Linked DNA regions of Homo sapiens: region 2 is linked to region 1. The links are chromatin loops, found by intact Hi-C in ENCODE. Cell type or tissue: PC-9. All regions are shown on one strand. Each heading gives the region's core, and the rest is flanking DNA. Links, peaks and the distances in the headings are about the cores only.

Region 1 (9,663 bases), core at 1,886-6,885:
CCAGCCTGTGACCATCCTGGAGGCCCAGGACAAGAAGGGGAACCCTGAGTGGAGCCTGGTGGAAGTGAATGGACAGAGGGGTTATGTGCCTTCTGGCTTCTTGGCCAGGGCTCGGAGCCCAGTTCTGTGGGGCTGGAGTCTGCCCTCTTAGGGTACCCTCTTTGGAGCCTACATTGCCAAATGATGGGGGAGGCTTAGAGGCTCTGACCCTGGGGGGAAAAGAAGCAAAGGAAAGGTGGAGGTGGAAGGGAAGACCAGGCCAGGGTGGGTGAAGCACACTCAGGAGGCAGCCAGAAGACATGGGCGGGCCTCGCAGAGTGCTTGGTGTGGTGGGGGCACAGGAGGCTCCAGCCAGGACTGCTCATTATGTCTGCATAAAGAACTCATTCCGACCTGGGGTCACAATGCACTTGGACAGCAGGTCACAGCTGATTGGCCAGGACTCTCCATAGGTTATGGCCAGTCTTAGCTGTGCCTGCATCCGGGCCTGCCTGTGGGCGTGGGTCACACGGGATAATGTTACCTGCGTGCTGTGTGGTTGCAGGAAGCGGGTTCTGGAGGAGTCCAGAACTGCCTGGTCAGACAGTTCACTTCCTACACATGGTATCAGGAGACATCATAACCAATGAGTCAGCTTTTATTTCTCTATGCTGGAAGCTGAGTTTATCTTGGGCAGTGACCCACTGGGAGCCCTCTCAAGTGGGGAAGCCATGGATTTATCGGTGTAGCAGAGAGGTTCCCAAGACTCTTGACTGGTCCTGGGAGTGGGTGTGACCAAGTCATAGTTCTGGAATGTGTGTAGGCAAATTCAGAGGCTGTTCCAGGGAAGAGGGGATTTTGATACTGTGTTAGGTGGGGTGTGTGAGGCTGTTGGCAGCAGGTGAACAGCTACTGCTGTGTTCTCAGGACTAGGGAACAAAGGGGTATGCAAATCATAGAGGAAACTCTGGGAAGGCGGTGATAAGGCCTGGTGGGTGGGGAGGTTAGGGAATGGCTTGCTTTCCTGTTTCTGGTTAGAAGGGGAGCCAGGGGGAACCCCCAGTGGTTTCAGGTGGCCCCTGAGGTCCTGGAGGCAGCCGTGGATGTGATGCAATTGGCTGTGGGACCTTAGATGTAGGACACAACTTCAGTGTTCCCATCCAGAAAGACCTCACTCACAGGGTTGTGCTGAGAATGACGTGGGGCTAAGCATGCAGAGCTCCCTGTAAACTGTGAAGTGTGATACAAATGTAAATGACAGCAGTGATCTCGGGGTGGCCCCCGGCATGCTGCCCTCCCCCACGCCCATGCCTGTGGCAGCAAACCTTGTTCATCAGTATAGCTTTCTTTCCTGTAACCCAGGATCTACCTTGGGGGGCTTCTCAATACTGCATTCTATGTAGCCAGCCTCTTTAACTTGGTAAGTGAGCCACCCCATTCTAGAACCTGGAAATTGGAGCCCCTCAAAAACAGTTCCTGTTCAAGGAGGACTGACCTGCTGGGGCAATGTTGGGTGCAGTGCAGTCCCTGCTTGGGGTGGTCATGTCTAGGCTGTTGCTCTGGGCAAAGATAAGTTGCAAGATTCACAGAAATGGGAAAATGTGACCAAGTGTGATCTTAACAACTGACAAAGTTTGTAACCAACCCAAGTTAGAATGTGTGTCAAACAGGAGGTAGTTTAGATATGCTTCCAAGAACATGTCTGTGTTATAACCATAGTGCCTAAGCAGTGAGCTCTGGTTTTTGAAGGGCTTTTAAGAAATATATACATGTCTGTGTCAGTCTATAACTTGCCTCCTCTGGGCCTGTTAAAGCATGAAGACTGCATGACACAAGAGAAATGCAAGCCCTACGGTTCCTTTCTCAGCAGCGAATTCACTTGAGAGGATGCTCTTGACTCATTCTCTCTGCTCTTTCCTGCTCAGATTTCTGATAAAAATAGAGAGCATAGGGGAACAGATAATGAAATAGGAAACCCACTCGTGGGTTCCACAGATACCTACCGAAGGCCTACTGTGTGCTAGAATTGTAGCTCAGGAGTTCTCAGTGTAGCTGCTCACTGAAGTTACCATGGCAGGTTTCAACTGGCAGAATCCAGGCTCCGTCCCACCCAGAGATTCTGATGAAATTGGTTTAGGGTGTGGCTCGGGCCTCAGGAATTCAGAAAGCTTCCCAGGTGCTTCCAATGTGCAGCCAGGGTTAGGGACCTCTACCCTAGACACAAAGTATTGGACAGATAGACCTGGTGCCAGAGATGGCCATGAGCTGTAAGCTAGGACGTGCCCCACCTGAGCTCTGCACTAGCTAGTTCAAACAGGCGCTTTAAAGGCAGTGTGAAAGGGGACAGCCTGTTCTGCCAGGTCTCAGAATGTATATTTATTAAGTGCCATTAAAAGGGACCTGAACAAAATTGGATGTCTTGTAGGCATAAGGGAGGAAAATAAAATATACTTGGAACCAAGTCTATGTCATGAAGGGAAAATAAAAATGTATTCAGTAGCACGTGGGTTATGGTTTCTCATAGACCAGGGGATAAGATTAAAAGTCACTGAAGAGTGGGAAAATGCATGTTGAGAAGATGAGAATGGCCTGTATTTTCTCCAGGGGAATCTGTGTAATGTGCCTTTTCCCTCTCCAAATGCCTAGAACCATGGCACTGTGTCTTATTTATTTAACCGTTGGGCTGTCTCATACTAAACTTGCAAAGATATTTGCCTATGAACTGAACAAGACTTCCAGGAGTTGAAGTCTGGTTCACAAGGGTACCCCTTGCCTCCTGTGATGGAGTGAGAACTCTTAAACCCCTCAGGCCCCAACTCAGTTGTGGAGATGAGGACAAGATTACAATATCAAAAGAAAGATGAATGAATTCTTGGTTAATATGACGAACCCCAGCTCAATGAGTAACTGATGTGAACTGCTGGGAATAAAGGACTTCAAAGATGGAAAGTCTCTGGAATTTGTGTGACTCTAAACATTGGGTAGCCAGATGCCCCGCTGTGCCATTTGTTTGCTAGACACTTGCTGTATATAAAAATAATATCTTGTTTGCTCAGGTGTCCATTTAATGGACACCCTTCACGCCTCAGGGAGCTGGCCTGAGCTGCTGGGGGATACAGAAAGAAATCAGACAGATGAGGCCCGGTCTTCCAGATCCCAGTCTCTAAGGCAGGCAGATGAGGCACCCATCAATTACGTGCCGTGTAAGTGTCAGGATGAAGTAATGGCAGGTGCCACGCAAGCCAGGGAAGAGGCCTACCTCTGTCTCAGACTTGGCGGCCAAGGAAGGCTTCCTGGAAGAGGTGATATCCAAGCTGAGGCCCAGTGGGTGGTTAGGTGAAGATGGCAGAGAGAGAACATTTGGAGGCCCAGAAGTGCAGCAAACATGGAAAGGAGCCTTGGATTTTATTCTGAGGGCAGTGGGGGAGGCATGAAAGGGTTTGAAACAGAGGAGTGATGTGCTCAGGGTTGTACTTTGGGAAGATCACTAGGCTCTGACTGTGTGCCTGTTGCGCCCACAGGCAACTGCATGCTCCTTGAGGCTGAGAACTTCTGATTCATCCCAGAATCTCCCTAAGCCTTTGTCATGTGCCTCAAGTACTAGATGTTCAATACATATTGCTTAGTAAGCATCCCAGAGAGGATAGGAACACCAAAGCCTTGCCTTCAAGGACTCTCCTGGCCGACTGGAGAGTCAGACATCAAGCAGTTATCTGGCCCTACAGGAAAAGATGCCCTCAGCCCCAGAGGGGTGCTATGGACCAGGCATATAGGTGCTCAGACAAGGGAGAGATTTGGGAAGGCTGAGGTGGCCAGGGGCAGTTTCCTGAGGAAGGTGGTGCAGGTGCTGGGCCTTGTGGGATACATAAGATTGGAGAGAGTAATCCGGCTGGGTGTGGTGGCTCACACCTGTAATCCCAGCACTTTGGAGGGCAAGGCAGATGGATCACTTGAGGTCAGGAGTTCAAGACCATCCTGGCCAACATGGTGAAATCCTGTCTCTGCTAAAAATACAAAAAATTAGCTGGGCATGGTGGCGTGCGCCTGTAATCCCAGCTACTCGGGAGGCTCAGGTAGGAGAATTGCTTGAAACTGGGAGGCAGAGGTTGTAGTGAGCCGAGATCACCATGCCATTGAACACCAGCCTGGGTGACGAAGCAAGACTCTTGCCTCAAAAAAATAAAAATAAAGCAATCCTATGGGATTACTCTGTCATCTACAGGATGGAGGCCTTCTCAGGCCTGGGAGGCAGTGTGGTGGCATGAAAAGGCCCAGCACTTGGCCTCAGAAAATCTAAGTCCACACCAGGCCCCAGTACCTCATGCCTGTAGTCCCAGCTACCCAGGAGGATTTCTTGAGCCCAGGAGGTCGAGGCTGCAGTGAGCTGTGATTGCGCCGCTACACTCCAGTCTGGGTGACAGACGGAGACCCTGTTTTTATTTATTTATTTATTTATTTATTTTTATTTTTTTAAAAAAGAAAAAGAAAAAAAATCTGAGTCCAAGACCTACTTGGCCATAGGCAAGCAGCAAATGTCTTGACTATGGATGGACCGTGGTTTCTATGTATGAAGACATCTGCTGATGGCCCCCAGGCTGCTCTGTCCTCCCACTCAGACTCAAAAGTACTCACTGCAGAGTTCTGGCCATCTCAAGGGTGTGGCAGGACAGAGCCTAAAATACCCTGGGCTGGGGCAAAGGAAAGAGCTGGATTCCACTCTGGCAACATCATGGAATCTGGGATCCTGAATGATTTATTCACTTAACCTTGCTCATTTTTTTTTCTTATCTATAATTACCCAACTTACCTTTTCTGTTTTCTCATCTGTAAAATGGATACAATAATTCCTGTTCTCCCAGGGTTGGTAAAAGGATTAAATAAGGGACAATCAGTGTGCCTGGTGGTAGATGTACCAGGAATATCACTGATATGCATTGATGGCACAGAAGAACTGTGACCACCAGGTGGCAGCAGGGGATCAGCTAAGGGACGGCTGGGAAGCGCCTTTGGGATCAATGCGAAACGCCCATGGTGCCAGGCAGTTAGTGGAGATGAGAGGAAGGGCCAAGTGAAAGGCATTAGGGGGTGGTGGGGACTGTGTTGACCAGAGCATGCACACTCAGTCTAAAAAGCTGTAGCTTCTTGGCTCCAACCAACTGTTCCCACATCAGAAGGAGGGTGCCGTGGTACCATTCTGATATTTCAAGAGAAGCCGCCAGGAACCAGAGTTTTTGTTTGTTTATTTATTATTATTATTATTATTATTATTATTATTATTGACAGAGTCTCGCTCTGTCTTACCCAGGCTGGAGTGCAGTGGCACGATCTCGGCTTACTGCAGCCTCTGCCTCCTGGGTTCAAGCAATTCTCCTGTCTCAGCCTCCCGAGTAGCTGGGATTGCAGACATGTGCCACCACACCTGGCTAATTTTGTGTTTTTAACAGAGATGGGGTTTCACCATGTTAGCCAGGCTGGTCTCAAACTCCTGACCTCAGGTGATCCACTCGCCTCGGCTTCATAAAGTGCTGGAAATACAGGCGTGAGCCACCGCGCCCGGCCTATTTTTATTTTTTGATGTGACATCTTCCATGTGGAGATCGCGTAGTCCACAACAGTTTGCCTCCTTGCATATTCTGCCTGAATGTGGGTTGAGTGTTCTTGGTGGAGATCTTCTCTGAAGAATTACTTTCGTATCTTCGTATTTCCTGTGAAATCCCTTTCTCCATCGTCACTTTAATCATCCCTTCATCAGACATTAATTTCCCTTCCTTAGATCTCTGGGAAGCATTGTTTCCTTTGTTAATGTTATTATTGTTGTTATTGTCTTCAAATTTTTATTGTCGGTCATATTTTCTGACCCACTAGACAGGCTCCCCATAATACTAGCATACAAGGTTCTTCGGAGAATTAAATGAGATGCTGACATAAACCACTTAGCCAAGCACCCAGCCCATTAGTGCTCAATAAACCTACTTGTCATTATTATAGGGACTTCCGAGGAGATGCGTGAAGTTTAGAGGAAGGTTTGCAGGGCCTGTCTGCCTCCCTCTATGTGGGATGCTGATGAGGCCACTCTCCTATGTAGAAGAAGGCCCCTTGTCCTGGGTCCTGAGGGCTTAGCTGGGGTTGGGCACAGCTCTTCACTCAGGGGCTGCTGTCACACCCCACAGGCATTCCTGGGGCTTTCCTTCCTCTCCCATCCCTGGTGCTGCCAGGCTGGGGCAGTGCTCGTAGGCACAAGCACCTGAGGGTTTCCCCGCCTCTCTCCAGCTGTAGGGTGTTCTGGCATCCACTGCATCTGCACAAGGACAAGCCGGGCAGGTAACCAGGCAATAAGCAGGCACACTGGATACTGATGGAGCAGTTCCTGTGGTTATAGGCTCAGGGCGCTTTGCAGCCAGGAGCATCCTTTTAGGTGTTTCTAGGGGACGCAGCAGCTTTGGGGCCCAAGAGTCTGCTGGAGGCTTCAGTAGAAGCTTAAGGAGTGAAAAGAAGTGGGGATCAGTTTGCCCTCATAGACTGTCACTTATGACTGGGCTCAGGAGCACTAGCTGCTGGCCTTCAGTTAATCCTGGAGGTCTCAGGCAGGACATCTCAGCGTCTAGGACATCTCAGAGTGCTTCTGGGTTTCCCATCTTGGGCCTGTCTGCCTGTCATTGGTCCTCTAGGGTCTGGATATCCTCAGGGCCTGTGAGTGGAAACTGAGTTGTAAGCAGCGGCTGCCGGTTTGGGACAGCCCTGACCCTCAGGCAGGCTGGCCCGGGGGAAACCCAGGACTGGCGCCCTCCCATCTTGAGCAGCTCCTATCTCCAGAGGTGGGCTGTTTGCTTCCTTGCCATCATGTTTGTTCCCTGCCTTGCTCTGCTCTGTGCTGCAGGGAACTCCATCTCCCCGGCTCCCCTCCCCTCTGGTTGCCTGGTAGGTTTGGCCAATGGGAGGCACTGGCAGGTGGGAGAAATGCCTCAGTTTCCCCCCTCTCTGCTTCAGGTAGCATCTCTGACAGTGGCCGGTCTCCTCTGTGGTCCCAGCTCCCACTGGACAGCCCCTCCCTTGTGGTCCCACGTCCCATCAAACAGGCCTGGCTGTGCTTCCAGTTTCTGTCTGGTGACACCAGATCCTAGACACTAGGATCTTCCCCGCATCCCTCCAGTGGAGGGGTTGTAATGTCTTTTTGCTATTGTTCATCTCTGGGGTGCTTCTCAGATCTTTCACCTGTGTAACCTACTCCCCAGAATGAATTCCTTCTGTTCTTTTTAAAAATTTTTAGATGGAGTCTCGCTCTGTCACCCAGGCTGGAGTGCAGTGGCATGATCTCTGCTTACTGCAACCTTCAGCTCCTTCAGGTTCAAGCAATTCTCCTGCCTCGGGCTCCTGAGTAGCTGGGATTACAGGTGCCCGCCGCCATTCCTGGCTAATTTTTGTATTTTTAGTAGAGACAGGGTTTCACCATGTTGGCCGGGTTGGTCTCGAATTCCTGACCTCAGGAATTCCTGACCACCTAGGCCTCCCAAAGTGCAAAGATTACAGGTGTGAGCCACCGCGCTCAGCCCAAATTCCTTCTGTTCTAATGCATAGAGTAGTTTCTGCTTTCTGACTGGACAGCAAAATACCACTCAGAAGCCAGGGCTGCAGGGAGGGGCTGGGTCTTGGTGCTATGGGATCCCTGGCACCTCCCTGGTACCTGGTCCCTCAGGCAGCCCAGCCCTTGGGGAACAATGGAAATCATCTCTAGGTCTGTCTGCACCTTCCCTGGTTCAGGGGGCTGTCAGCCATTCCTACATGGAGCTCTTGGAATGTCTTCAGTCCCAGAAGAACTGAGCTGGTCATGCTCCAGTATCAGTGGCTGTGGTAGTCTGCTGAGCTGCCCCAGTCTTGGCTGGCTGAGACCATTACTGCCAGGCCCAGAGCAGACAAACACAGAGGAAATCCAAGGGCACTGTGTCAGTGCAGAGCCAGGGTTTGGGGAAGGGCCAGGCCCTACAGCCCTGGGGGAGGGGAGGAGGAAACACAATTTTCTAGCCATGATGCCTCAGCAGCATGTGTCTGGCCCCTACTCAGAAGGGGCAGTGAGCCCCAGGTTTGGGAAATGGGAAGTGGGATGGGGCTTCTGGCCAGGGCAGAAGCTGCTGGTCTTGGGGTCTCAGGGCTCCTGGGCACATCAGTAGAGCCTCTGGTGTGGGAATAGAGCAGCACGTTAATAGCAATAACTGCAGCATCTATTCACTACTCACAAGGCTGTTTGAGGTTAAACGAGGGAATCCACTTTACAGGACTAATTCAATGCCTGGCACATAGGAAGCTCTCAAGAGCTGCAAGCTAAAAGACCAAACACAAGTCTCAACAGCAGCCAGCTGCCATGGGCCTCACGCTGTTGGGCTGTCATGAGACTAGTGGTCTGGATGGAGCCCCAGGCCTCTCCCCTGGGGCAGGGCTGGAATTGGGGACACAGATCCAGCTAGAAGAGGGCCGAGTCAGGTGAAGGATCACGGGAGTTGGGAGGGCATGGTGATTCTGGGGCACACTCCCCAGGGATGTGGGGGAGGCAGCAGGTGTCCATCAGGCAGTTGGAGCTGCCGTGGGACACGGGAATGGGCATCTCCTAGTGTCCAGGCAGGTCAGAGGTCAGAGCCAGGTCAGACTGTGGGCAGCAGGGTTTCAATCTTTGGTTGGGGTTCAAGCACTAAGCTCTGGGGAAGGAGAGATCAGGCCGATGAAAGATACAGAGATCATAGCAGGAGGCAGCATTGAGAACTGGGCACAGGGTTAGAGTATGACTGTCAGTGCAAGGGACTTTGTATTGGGCTCTGGTGGCTGCCCTAGAGCTGCTTAAAACCCTCCCATATGAGGACAGCATGGTTTTAGGGAGCCATGTGGGGCCAGACTTGGGAGAGTGTCTTGGGATGAAGAGGTGGGGTGGTAGCCAGAAGGCCAGACTTCCCATGCAAAATACCCTCGTTCAAATCCTGTCCCCACACTTACCAGCTGTGTGGCCGCCTTCAAACAAGTTGCTTCATCTCTCTGACGCCTCACTTTCCTCACTTTCCTCCTTGTGGGCAAACCAGGAAAGAGTCCTGCCGATGGGGTTGTTGGGATGTGGACACAGGATACATCACGGGAGACTTTGGCACTCTGTCAGGCACATAAAAGTGCTTAATAACAACTTGATCCTTGGCCACACAAGCCAGTTTTGATCCCTCCCCCGCCCTTCCCCGTATTTCTTCCAAGTGTTGCAGGCAGCGACCCCACACTCACACCCGCTGTGCCTTCAGCTTTCTCCCTAATGCCCATGGCTCTGACCCTTCACCGCCGGGAATTCTGAAAAATACCCCATGGCTGCCTGAGTTCTTTCAAAACTGAAAGCAAGTAGATGTCTTAAGAGGCCAAAGGTTGTTCCCCTGGGAACGTAACTGTAACCATGTCCTCAAATACTCTCTGGCGATCAGTCGGCCATCTTGAGTTACTGCAGGCTCCAGGCGCCTCCCCGGTCTGCTGATGGTGCGGTTGCAGCTGATTGGCCGGCGTGTGGGAGTGCACCTTCCCCCTACTTTTTTGTTTTTTAATTTTTTAATCATCTTTCTAAATGCTTTTATTTTCATTTTTCATCCTCCCTGCTCCCCGAAAAAGTCATGGGTCAGAACAGCAACCATAAAATACAAATGCAAACACAGACCAGGCACAGTGGTT
Region 2 (9,663 bases), core at 2,137-7,136, 800 kb after region 1:
TGAGCGTTTCCTCACATGCCTGACGGTCTACTTACATGCCGCCAGAGACAGAAAGCTCACTATCTCCATGAGTAACCCATTCTAGGCAGTAGGCTTTGCATGACAGCTTAGAGTCTATGCTCTTAAGTTGCTTTGGCTGAATCTCAGTTCTGCTGCCTACTAGCATCCTGTGCTTCAGTTTCCTCACCTGTAAAATGGTAATAACAGCCTGGCACAGTGGTCCATCCCTCTAATCCCAACAATTTGGGAGGTCAAGGAAGGAGGATTGCCTTGAGCCCAGGAGTTCAAGACTAGCCTGGACAACATAGGGTGACGCCCATCTCTTAAAAACAAAAAAATTAGGCCAGGTGCAGTGGCTCACGCCTGTAATCCCAGCACTTTGGGAGGCCGAGGCGGGCAGATCACAAGGTCAGGAGATCGAGACCACGGTGAAACCCCGTCTCTACTAAAAATACAAAAAAATTAGCCGGGCGTGGTGGCGGGCGCCTGTAATCCCAGGAGCCTGAGGCAGGAGAATGGCGTGAACCTGGGAGGCGGAGCTTGCAGTGAGCCAAGATTGCGCCACTGCACTCCAGACTCCATCTCAAAAAAAATTTTTTTTTGATTAGCCAGGCATGGTGGTGTATGCCTATAGTTCTAGCTACTCTGAAAGCTAAGGCAGGAGGATCACTTGAACCTGGGAGTTCGAGGCTGCAGTGAGCCATGATCGCACCACTGCACTCCAGCCTGGGCAACAGAACAAGACCCTATCTCTGAAAAAACAAAACCAAAAGAGGCAGGCCAGGTGTGGTGGCTCACGCCTGTAATCCCACCACTTTGGGAGGCTGAGGTGAGCGGATCGCTTGAGGTCAGGAGTTCGAGACCAGCCTGGCCAACATGGTGAAACCCTGTCTCTATTAAAAATATAAAAATTAGCTGGGCAAGGTGGCAGACGCCTGTAAATACCAGCTACTTGGGAGGCTGAGGCAGGAGAATTGCTTGAACCTGGGAGGTGGAGGTTGCTGTAAGCTGAGATGGTGCCAATGCACTCCAGCTTGGGCAACAAGAGCAAAACTCCATCTCAAAAAAAAATAGAAAAAGGTAATAATAGCAATACCTAATTCCTCACATCTCTGATAGTCTCAGGAGTTTGAGGCTGCAGTGAGCTGTGATCACACCATTGCACTCCAGCCTGGGCAACAGAGCAAGACCCTGTCTCTAAAAAAACAAAAACAAAAAGGGTAATAATAGCAGTATCTACTTCCTTACACCTCTGATGGTCTACTTGCATGCTACTTCCTACTGTGAGTATGAGAATTAAATAAGCTGCTACTTTTTTTTTTTTTTTTGAGACAGTCTCACTCTGTCACCCAGGCTGGAGTGCAACGGCATCTTGGCTCACTGCAACCTCCGCCTCCTGGGTTCTTGTGATTCTCCTGCCTCAGCCTCCTGAGTAGCTAGCACTACAGGTGTGCACCACCATGCCTGGCTAACTTTTGTATTTTTAGTAGAGACTGGGATTCACCATGTTGGCCAGGCTGGTCTCAAACTCCTGACCTCAGGTGATCCAGCCGCCTCAGCCTCCCAAAGTGCTGGGATAACAGGCGTGAGTCACCGCACCCAGCCAATAAGCTGCTACATTTAAGTTGCTTGATAAGTGCTTAATAAATTTCAGCTGTATAACATCGTCAGTCTAGTTAGTGCTATTTTCCCTAATGTCGCACCACAGCTTGCCTCCCTGTAACTTCCATACTTTAGGTCTAGCTCTGTCCCTTGGAATTCTACCCTCTTTCGCACTCACCTGCAGGTTATTCCTATTGTTCTGCATTTCTCAATTTTTCTTTTTCTTTTTTGAGACAGAGTCTTGCTCCATCACCCAGGCTGGAGTGTAGTGATTCCATCTCAGCTTACTGCAACCTCTGCCTCCTGGACTCAAGCCATCCTCCCACCTCAGCCTCTTGAGTAGTTGGAACAACAGGTTCACACCACAATGCCTGGGTAATTTTGGTATTTTTGTAGAGACAGAGTCTCCCCATGGCTGGCCTCGAACTCCTAGGCTCAAGTGATCCGCCCACCTTGGCCTTCCAAAGTGTTGGGACTACAGGCGTGAGCCACCCTAGTCCATTTCTCAATTTTAATTTTCTCCTGATGCCAGAGTTTTTGGTTTTATTTTGTTTTTTTTTTTTGAGATGGAGTCTCCCTCTGTCGCCCAGGCTAGAGTGCAGTGTCATGATCTCGGCTCACTGTAATCTCCACCTCCTGGCTTTAAGCAATTCTCCTGCCTCAACCTCCTAAGTAGCTGGGATTACAGATGACTGCCACCACACCTGGCTAATTTTTTTTTTTTTTTTTTTTTTTTTAGTAGAGACAGGGCTTCACCATGTTGGCCAGGCTGGTCTTGAACTCATGACCTCAAGTGATCCGCCTGCCTTGGCCACCCAAAGTGCTGGGATTACAGGCTTGAGCCACTGCACCCGGCCACTTGATGCCAGATTTTCTTTTTGCAAGTTCCATTTTTCATCATGCAAACATAATTTCCCCAAGATCATGGTTTCTTCTTGTCAGAGTCATTGGTTGTTTGCCAGGCAAGCTCAACTTTGCCAGACACACAACTGCGGCGGGTGGGAGAATGTAGCTTCAGGGCCTCCCCTCCTGCCCTGACAGGCCTGATTGTTTACTCCCAGGAATTTGCATTACTTGGATTTGGAATCCCTGTCGGTAGGCCTCTCTGACAGCATACCCTAAGCATCTGCCATCAGGGCAGGATGATGTCATGATGAAGGGCCCGGACTCCGGAGCCAGGCAGAGCTAAGTTCAAATCCAGACTCCTCCACTTACTTGCTGTGTGATCTTGGCTGAGGCACTTAGTCTCCCTAAGCAAGCCTCAGTTTTCTCATCTGCAAAACAGGACTAATAATAATAATAATCTTGCCTGCTTCATAGCATGTTGTGAAGATTGATTAAGAGAATGCAGCCAGGCGCAGTGGCTCACACCTGTAATCCCAGCACTTTGGGAGGCCGAGGCAGGTGGATCATGAGGTCAGGAGTTCGAGACCAGCCTGGCCAATATGGTGAAACCCCGTCTCTACTAAAAATGCAAAAAACTAGCCAGCATGATAGCAGGTGCCTGTACTCCTCGCTACTCGGGAGGCTGAAGGGGAGAATCTCGCTTGAACCCGGGAGGCGAAGGTTGCAGTGAACCAAGATAGTGCCATTGCACTCCAGCCTGGGTGACAGAGCGAAACTCTGTCTCGGAAAAAAAAAAAAAAAAAAAGAGAATGCATGTAAAACACTCGGCATAGTACCTACCTCAATAAATGTTTGGCATTAATATCTAAGGCTGTGCTGTCTAACATGGCAGCCACTAGCTACACATGGTGGTTGAGCCCTTGAAATGTGGCTAGTCCAAATGGAAGTGTGCTATAAGTGGAAATATATAAGGGACCAGCCGGGCTCAGTGGCTCAGGCCTGTAATCCCAGCACTTTGAGAGGCTGAGGCGGGTGGATCACCTGAGTTCAGGAGTTCAAGACCAGCCTGACCAACATGGTGAAACCCTGTCTCTACTAAAAATACAAAAATTAGCCAGGTGTGGTGGTGGGTGCCTGTAATCCCAGCTACTTGGGAGGCTGAGACAGGAGAATTGCTTGAACCCGGGAGGTAGAGGTTGCAGTGAGACAAGATTGTGCCACTGCACTCCAGCCTGAGTGACAGAGAGACTCCGTCTCAAAAAAAAAAAGTACAATGGATCTCAAACTTCACACAAAAAAAGTAAAACATCTTAATAATTTTTATATTGATTATATGTTGGAATGAAAATATTTTGAACATATTGGGTTACATGAAATATATTATTAAAATTAATGTCATTTTGTGATACTTTATCAGTGTGGCTACTGGAAAATTTGAAATTACACCTGTGGCTCACTTCTGTGGCTTGCATCATATTTCTTTGGTGCTAATTCTAGTGGGTTTTATTGTTGTTTTCAGTGGGGGGGAGGAGATCTGGTTTGGTTTGGGAGCATTTGAATTCCACTGGCTGCACCTTTCTCTTTTACATGGCATCTGAGGTGCAAGGGCTCTTCAGAGATCACAGAGATGCAATCTCCTTTTTGTAAAGATGAGGAAACGGAGGCACATAAGAAATGGATAGGCTGAGGGCCACTGAACCAGGGGTGGCAGAACCCAGATCAGAACTAAGACAGCAAGGCAGCACGCGGCTTCCTGTCAGAACAATGCTGCCACCTGGTGGCCACCTATATATGACTGATGTAAGCTCCCACGGCAACGGGGCTCCCTTCAGGGGCAGGACTCTGCTACCGTGTACTTCCCAGCCCTCTGAAGAGATGCTGAGACAGGGCGGGTCCTCCTCCTCCTCGACTTCCTTGGTAGCCTGATTGCACTGAGCCCCAGCCTGCTAGAAGTGAAAGAGTGTGGCGATTAAGGGCACGGTCTGTGGTTATAGACAAGCGTATGTAAGTTTGAATCCTTGCTCCTGCCCCTTTCCAGCTGTGTGCCCCTGGACGAGTCACTTAACCTCTCTGACCCTCAGTTTCCTCACATGTTAAATTTTGATAATAACAGTACTTACCTCAAAGCGACTGAATGAGGTAATACTTGTAATATGAGTCATAAATATTTATATGATACCAGGTACGCATTGTCTCAGGTGCTGGGACAGCAGTGACCTGAACGGAAAAGTCCAGTAGTCACCAAGCCCAGTGGTTCTCAAAATGTGGTCTCTGAACCATCAACATCAGCACTACTTGGGAACTTAGAAATACAAATCTTCAGACCGGGTGCGGTGGCTCATGCCTATAATCCCGGCATTTTGGAGGCTGGGTTGGGTAATCAATTGAGCCCTGGAGTTCAAGACCAGTGAGGGCAACATAGCAAGACCCCACCTCTAAATAAAGAAAAAGAAAGAAAGATGGAAGGAAGGAAGGAAGGAAGGAAGGAAGGAAGGAAGGAAGGAAGGAAGAGAAAGAAAGAAAGAAAGAGAAAAAAGAAAGAAAGAAAGAAAGAAAGAAAGAAAGAAAGAAAGAAAGAAAGAAAGAAAAAGAAAGAAAAGAAAGGAAGGAAGGAGGGAGGGAAGGAAAGAGGCAGGCAGGGAGGGAAGGAAGGAAGGAGAAAGAAAGAAGGAAAGAAAAAGAAAAAGGAAAGAAAGAAAGAAAAAGAAAGAAAGAAAAGAGAAAGAAAGGAAAGAAAGAAAAGAAGGAAGAAGGCAGGGAGGAAGGGAAGGCAGGCAGGCAGGCAGGCAGGCAGGCAGGCAGATATTCAGGCCTCCATCCCAGATCTACTGAATCAGAAACTCGGGGTGGGAGCCCAGCAATCTGAATCTGATGCATACTTGTTTGAGAACCACTGACTTGGTGATATAGATGTTAATACCAAGTTGGGCTAAGATCTACACATTTGGCCGCATACATGGATAAATAGCTTGAGAATGATGGGCAGAGGTGAGGGATGCTAATGGATCTGTGATGTCAGGGAAGTTTGTCTGATAAGGCGACAGTTTCCAGCAGAGATCTAAAAGTGAGTATCTAGAGGAAAGAGAAGAAGGTCATGCCATCTCCTCTTCAAGACTCTCCCTGTAGACTGTAGACTGCATTCATGACTCTGCTTACTTCTCACTGGCCACAACTTAGTTGTGTGAGTGACACTTAGCTGCCTGGGAGGGGGCTGGAAACTGTACTGTTTATTCCTTGTTTCTCTTAATTCTATGTTTCTTCTTTTTTTTCTATTTTAATATTGCTCAGACCATCCTCCATAAAATGTCATCTTCATTCTGATCAGCCATACACGCAGCTAAAAATTGAGATTCCTATTTCCAATAGAAGATGAAGAGAAAGCATACTGGGACACAATTATCTCTGCCACATGGTGGTTGAGTCCTTGAAATGTGGCAAGTCCAAATGGAAGTGTGCTATAAGTGTAAATGTACAATGAATCTCAAACTTACCACAAAAAAACAGTAAAACATCTTATTAATAATTTTTATTTTGATTATATGTTGAAGTGAAAATATTTTGGACATATTGGGTTAAATGAAATATATTATTAAAATTAATGTCACTTTTTGGTACTTTATTAATATGGCTACTAGAAAATTTGAAATTACATATGTGGTTCACTTTTGTGGCTTACGTTGTATTTCTTTGGTGCTAATTCTAGTGGGTTTTATTGTTGTTTTCAGTAAGGGAGAAGAGAGATGGTATGTTTGGTTTGGGAGCATTTGAATTTCACTGCTTGCACCTTTCTCTTTTATGTGTTTCTGATATAACTAGCCTTTGGAAGTCTTTTACACGTGTATGCCTCCAGTGATGGAGAGATCACTATCTCATGAAGCAGTTTAAATCTCTGAGCAGCTCTTTTAGAAAACTCCTTTTTAGGCCAGGCGCAGGGCTCACGCCTGTAATCCCAGCACTTTGGAAGGCCGAGGCAGGCAGATCACCTGAGGTCAGGAATTCGAGACCAGCCTGGCCAATATAATGAAACCTCATCTCTACTAAAAATACAAAAATTAGTCGGGTGTGGTGTCAGGTGCCTGTTAATCCCAGCTACTCAGGAGGCTGCGGCAGGAGAATTGCTTGAACCTGGGAGGCGGAGGTTGCAGTGAGCAGAGATGGTGCCATTGCACTCCAACCTGGGCAACAAGAGCAAGACTCTGTCTCAAAAAAATAAAAATAAAAATAAAAAACTCCTCTTTAGGCCAGGGATAGTGGCTCACAACTGTAATCCCAGTACTTTGGGAAGCCAAAGTGGGATGATTGCTTGACCCCAGGAGTTCGAGACCAGCCTGGGCAACATTGTGAGACCCTATCTCTACAAAAAGTGGGGAAAAAATTAGTTGGGAATGGTGATGCACACCTGTAGTCCCAGCTACTCAGCAGGCTGAGGTGGGAGGACTGCTTGACCCTGGGAGGTGGAGGCTGCAGTGAGCTACAATCACACTACTGCACTCCAGTCTGGGCAGAGGTCTTGTCTTCAAAAAAAATAAACATAAATAAAGAAGGGAAGAAAGAAAAAGAAAAGAAGGAAGGAAGAAAGGAAGGAAGGAAGGAAGGAAGGAAGGAAGGAAGGAAGGAGACCCCTGTTTATTTGATGTCAAGTCTACCTCTCTACAACTCCTTCCCTAGCCAACTTCTACCATCGTAGGACCACACATAACGACACTGCTGCCTCTTCCCTGAGACAGAACTTTACCTATTTGAAATCCCTTATACGTTTTCCTTTTTGGCCCATTTAAAGTAAATAACCCTCCTTTGCAGCCACATCTTGGGAAAGGTTTTCCTGATCCTGCACCAAGAGATTGAGGATGGCCTTGCTAGTGCCCTCTCTGGACAACAGGGGTCACTGCAAGGTCCCCCAGGTGAATGGAGGCTCACTGGGCACCAGAGGGGCTGGCAAGGCCGGTGCTCCCTCAGGCAGAATTGTCTTCAGTTCCAAATCCTCTTGGAATCTTCTCTGTTTTGTAATTTCTTCAGATTTATTTTGCAGTTCAGTAACTTTTTTTTTTTTTTTTTGAGACAGAGTCTTGCTCTGTCACCCAGGCTGGAGTGCAATAGCACGATCTTGGCTCACTGCAACCTCCACCTCCCGGGTTTGAGCGATTCTCCTACCTCAGCCTCCTGAGTAGCTGGGACTATAGGCACGCGCCACCAGGCCCAGCTAATTTTTGTATTTTTAGCAGAGATGGGGTTTCACCATGTTGGTTAGGCTGGTCTCAAACTCCTGACCTCGTGATCCGCCCCCCTCGGCCTCCCAAAGTGCTGAGATTACAGGCGTGAGCCACTTCACCTGGCCAGTAACTCTTCTTGCAGCTGGCTCTAATCTGCCATTTAACCTATCCACTGAGCATTTCATTTCATTGATCATACGTGTTTTTCTTTCTGAGGGTTTTCTCTGGTTCCATTTTGAATATACATGATTTTTTTAATAGGTTTTGTCCACTCTTTTTGTTCCATTGCATATTTCTTTCAACATTTCATATGTAGTTATATTCTAATTCTAATATCATCAGAAGTCTTTTGGGTATCTAAATCTGTTTGTTGTTTCTGCTGCCTCTCATTCTGGTGGTTTATTTGCGTGTGTGTTGATTTTTTTCTATGAGCTCTGAGAGGGCAGGGAGTGGGCCCATATTTGGTTTTACCTAATGTGTGGGAAACTGGAGGGATTCCGTTGTCAAGGGCTTTACTCAGAGAGGATGTGCTTTAACTTCTGCGAAGAGCTCAAGGACACTCCTACCTGGGCTCGTGCTAGCCCAGAAATCAGAGTATTTAGGGCTTAATGTGAATGTCAAGTTCAGCTCCCTCACTTTGTTTGGGGTTGGGGATGGGGAGTGATAGAACCTAGGTATAACCTCCCAGCCGCTCTCCAGGATTCTCCACCATTCTTCGCCTGCAGCTTTCCATTCGGTTTTTTCTTTTTTCCTTTCTTCTTCTTTTTTTTTTTTTAGATGGAGTTTTGCTCGTTTGCCCAGGCTGGAGTGCAATGGCATGATCTCGGCTCACTGCAACCTCCGCCTCCCGGGTTCAAGCGATTCTTCTGCCTCAGCAGGCTGGGTGCTGATGTGGCAGACATTGAACAAGACATACTCCCTTCCCTCTCAGGGCTCATAGACTTTGGCGGTGCGGGGGTGAGTAGGCTGTTGTGATAGAGGGTGACCAGTGGTACCATGGGGGAATAGAGGTGTTATGAGAATTCAGTGGAGAGGTACCTTGAAGGCATCCAGGAAGATACCTTTTGATCTCAAACTTCTGACGTCAGGTGATCCACCCGCCTCGGCCTCCCAAAGTGCTGGAATTACAGGTGTCAGCCACTGCGCCTAGCCTCCAGGAAGATACTTTTGAGACAGTGATGAAAAATTGATTCCAGGCCAGGCACGGTGGCTCATGCCTGTAAATCCCAGCACTTTGGGAGGCCAAGGCAGGAGGGTCACTTGAGTCCAGGAGTTCGAGACCAGCCTGGGCGGCACAGGGAGACCCAGTCTCTACAAAAAATTTAAAAATAGGTGGGTGTGGTGATGCACACTTGTAGTCCCAGCTACTCAGGAGGCTGAGGCGGAGGAGGATCACTTGAACCCAGGAGGTCAAGGCTGCAGTGAGCCGTGATTGTGCCACTGCACTCCAGCCTGGGCAACAGAGTGAGACCCAGTCTCAAAAACAACAACAAAAAAAAACAAAACAGATTCTAACAGGTAAGCAGATGATAGTGAGGCCAAGTTGGGGAGAGTAGATGCTCCATGAGCCAAGCTGGGAAGGAAGACACAGAGGAGAGGCTGAAAGCATGAGAAGGCATGGAGGAGGGGAGAACTGAGGGAAACAGGCTTGGCTTGGGCAGAGTGAGAGGAGGGCGGAGGATGGGGTGGGGCCAGCTAAAACACAGGAGATTCACTGAGGAGATTGGATCCTATTCTAAAGACAACAGGGAGGGCAGTGATAAAACAGCAGGGGAGGGCCAGGCGTGGCGGCTCATGCCTGTAACCCCAGCACTTTGGGAAGCCGAGGCAGGCGGATCACCTGAGGTTAGGAGTTTGAGACCTGCCTGGCCAATATGGTGAAACTCTACAAAAATGAGCCAGGCATGGTGGCGGGCACCTGTAATCCCAGCCACTTGGGAGGCTGAGGCAGGAGAATCTCTCCAACCCAGGAGGCAGAGATTGCAGTGAGCCTGAGATCATGCCA

What was found. A loop is a pair of places that touch in the nucleus more often than their neighbours do. Peaks named below come from ENCODE experiments on the same cell type or tissue, not always from the same donor. Only the 100,000 strongest peaks of a DNase experiment are listed, where the experiment ranks them.
Region 2: a loop joins it to region 1, with 10 times the contacts of the local background. A loop is called at or near these places in 2 of 110 quality-filtered maps.

The regions. Positions count from the first base shown.
Region 1 is chr5:149,632,041-149,641,703 of GRCh38, forward strand. It overlaps ARHGEF37 (Rho guanine nucleotide exchange factor 37), which reads left to right. Exons shown (of 13, transcript NM_001001669.3): 13 at 1-2,928. The coding sequence ends at 151. LOC124901104 reads right to left here and starts at 9,441. Exons shown (of 3, transcript XR_007058990.1): 1 at 9,232-9,441; 2 at 8,959-9,108; 3 at 5,203-6,667. RefSeq lists an enhancer at 1-1,118. In PC-9, for the core only: CTCF peaks have their summits at 4,902 (motif pointing right) and 5,115; no DNase peak of the experiment used is centred there.
Region 2 is chr5:150,432,032-150,441,694 of GRCh38, forward strand. No RefSeq gene overlaps it. Among named protein-coding and RNA genes, the nearest start is that of RPS14, 13 kb to the right of the region's middle. RefSeq lists a silencer at 5,361-5,561 and an enhancer at 8,960-9,499. In PC-9, for the core only: CTCF peaks have their summits at 4,223 (motif pointing left) and 4,423; a DNase peak (open chromatin) is centred at 4,280.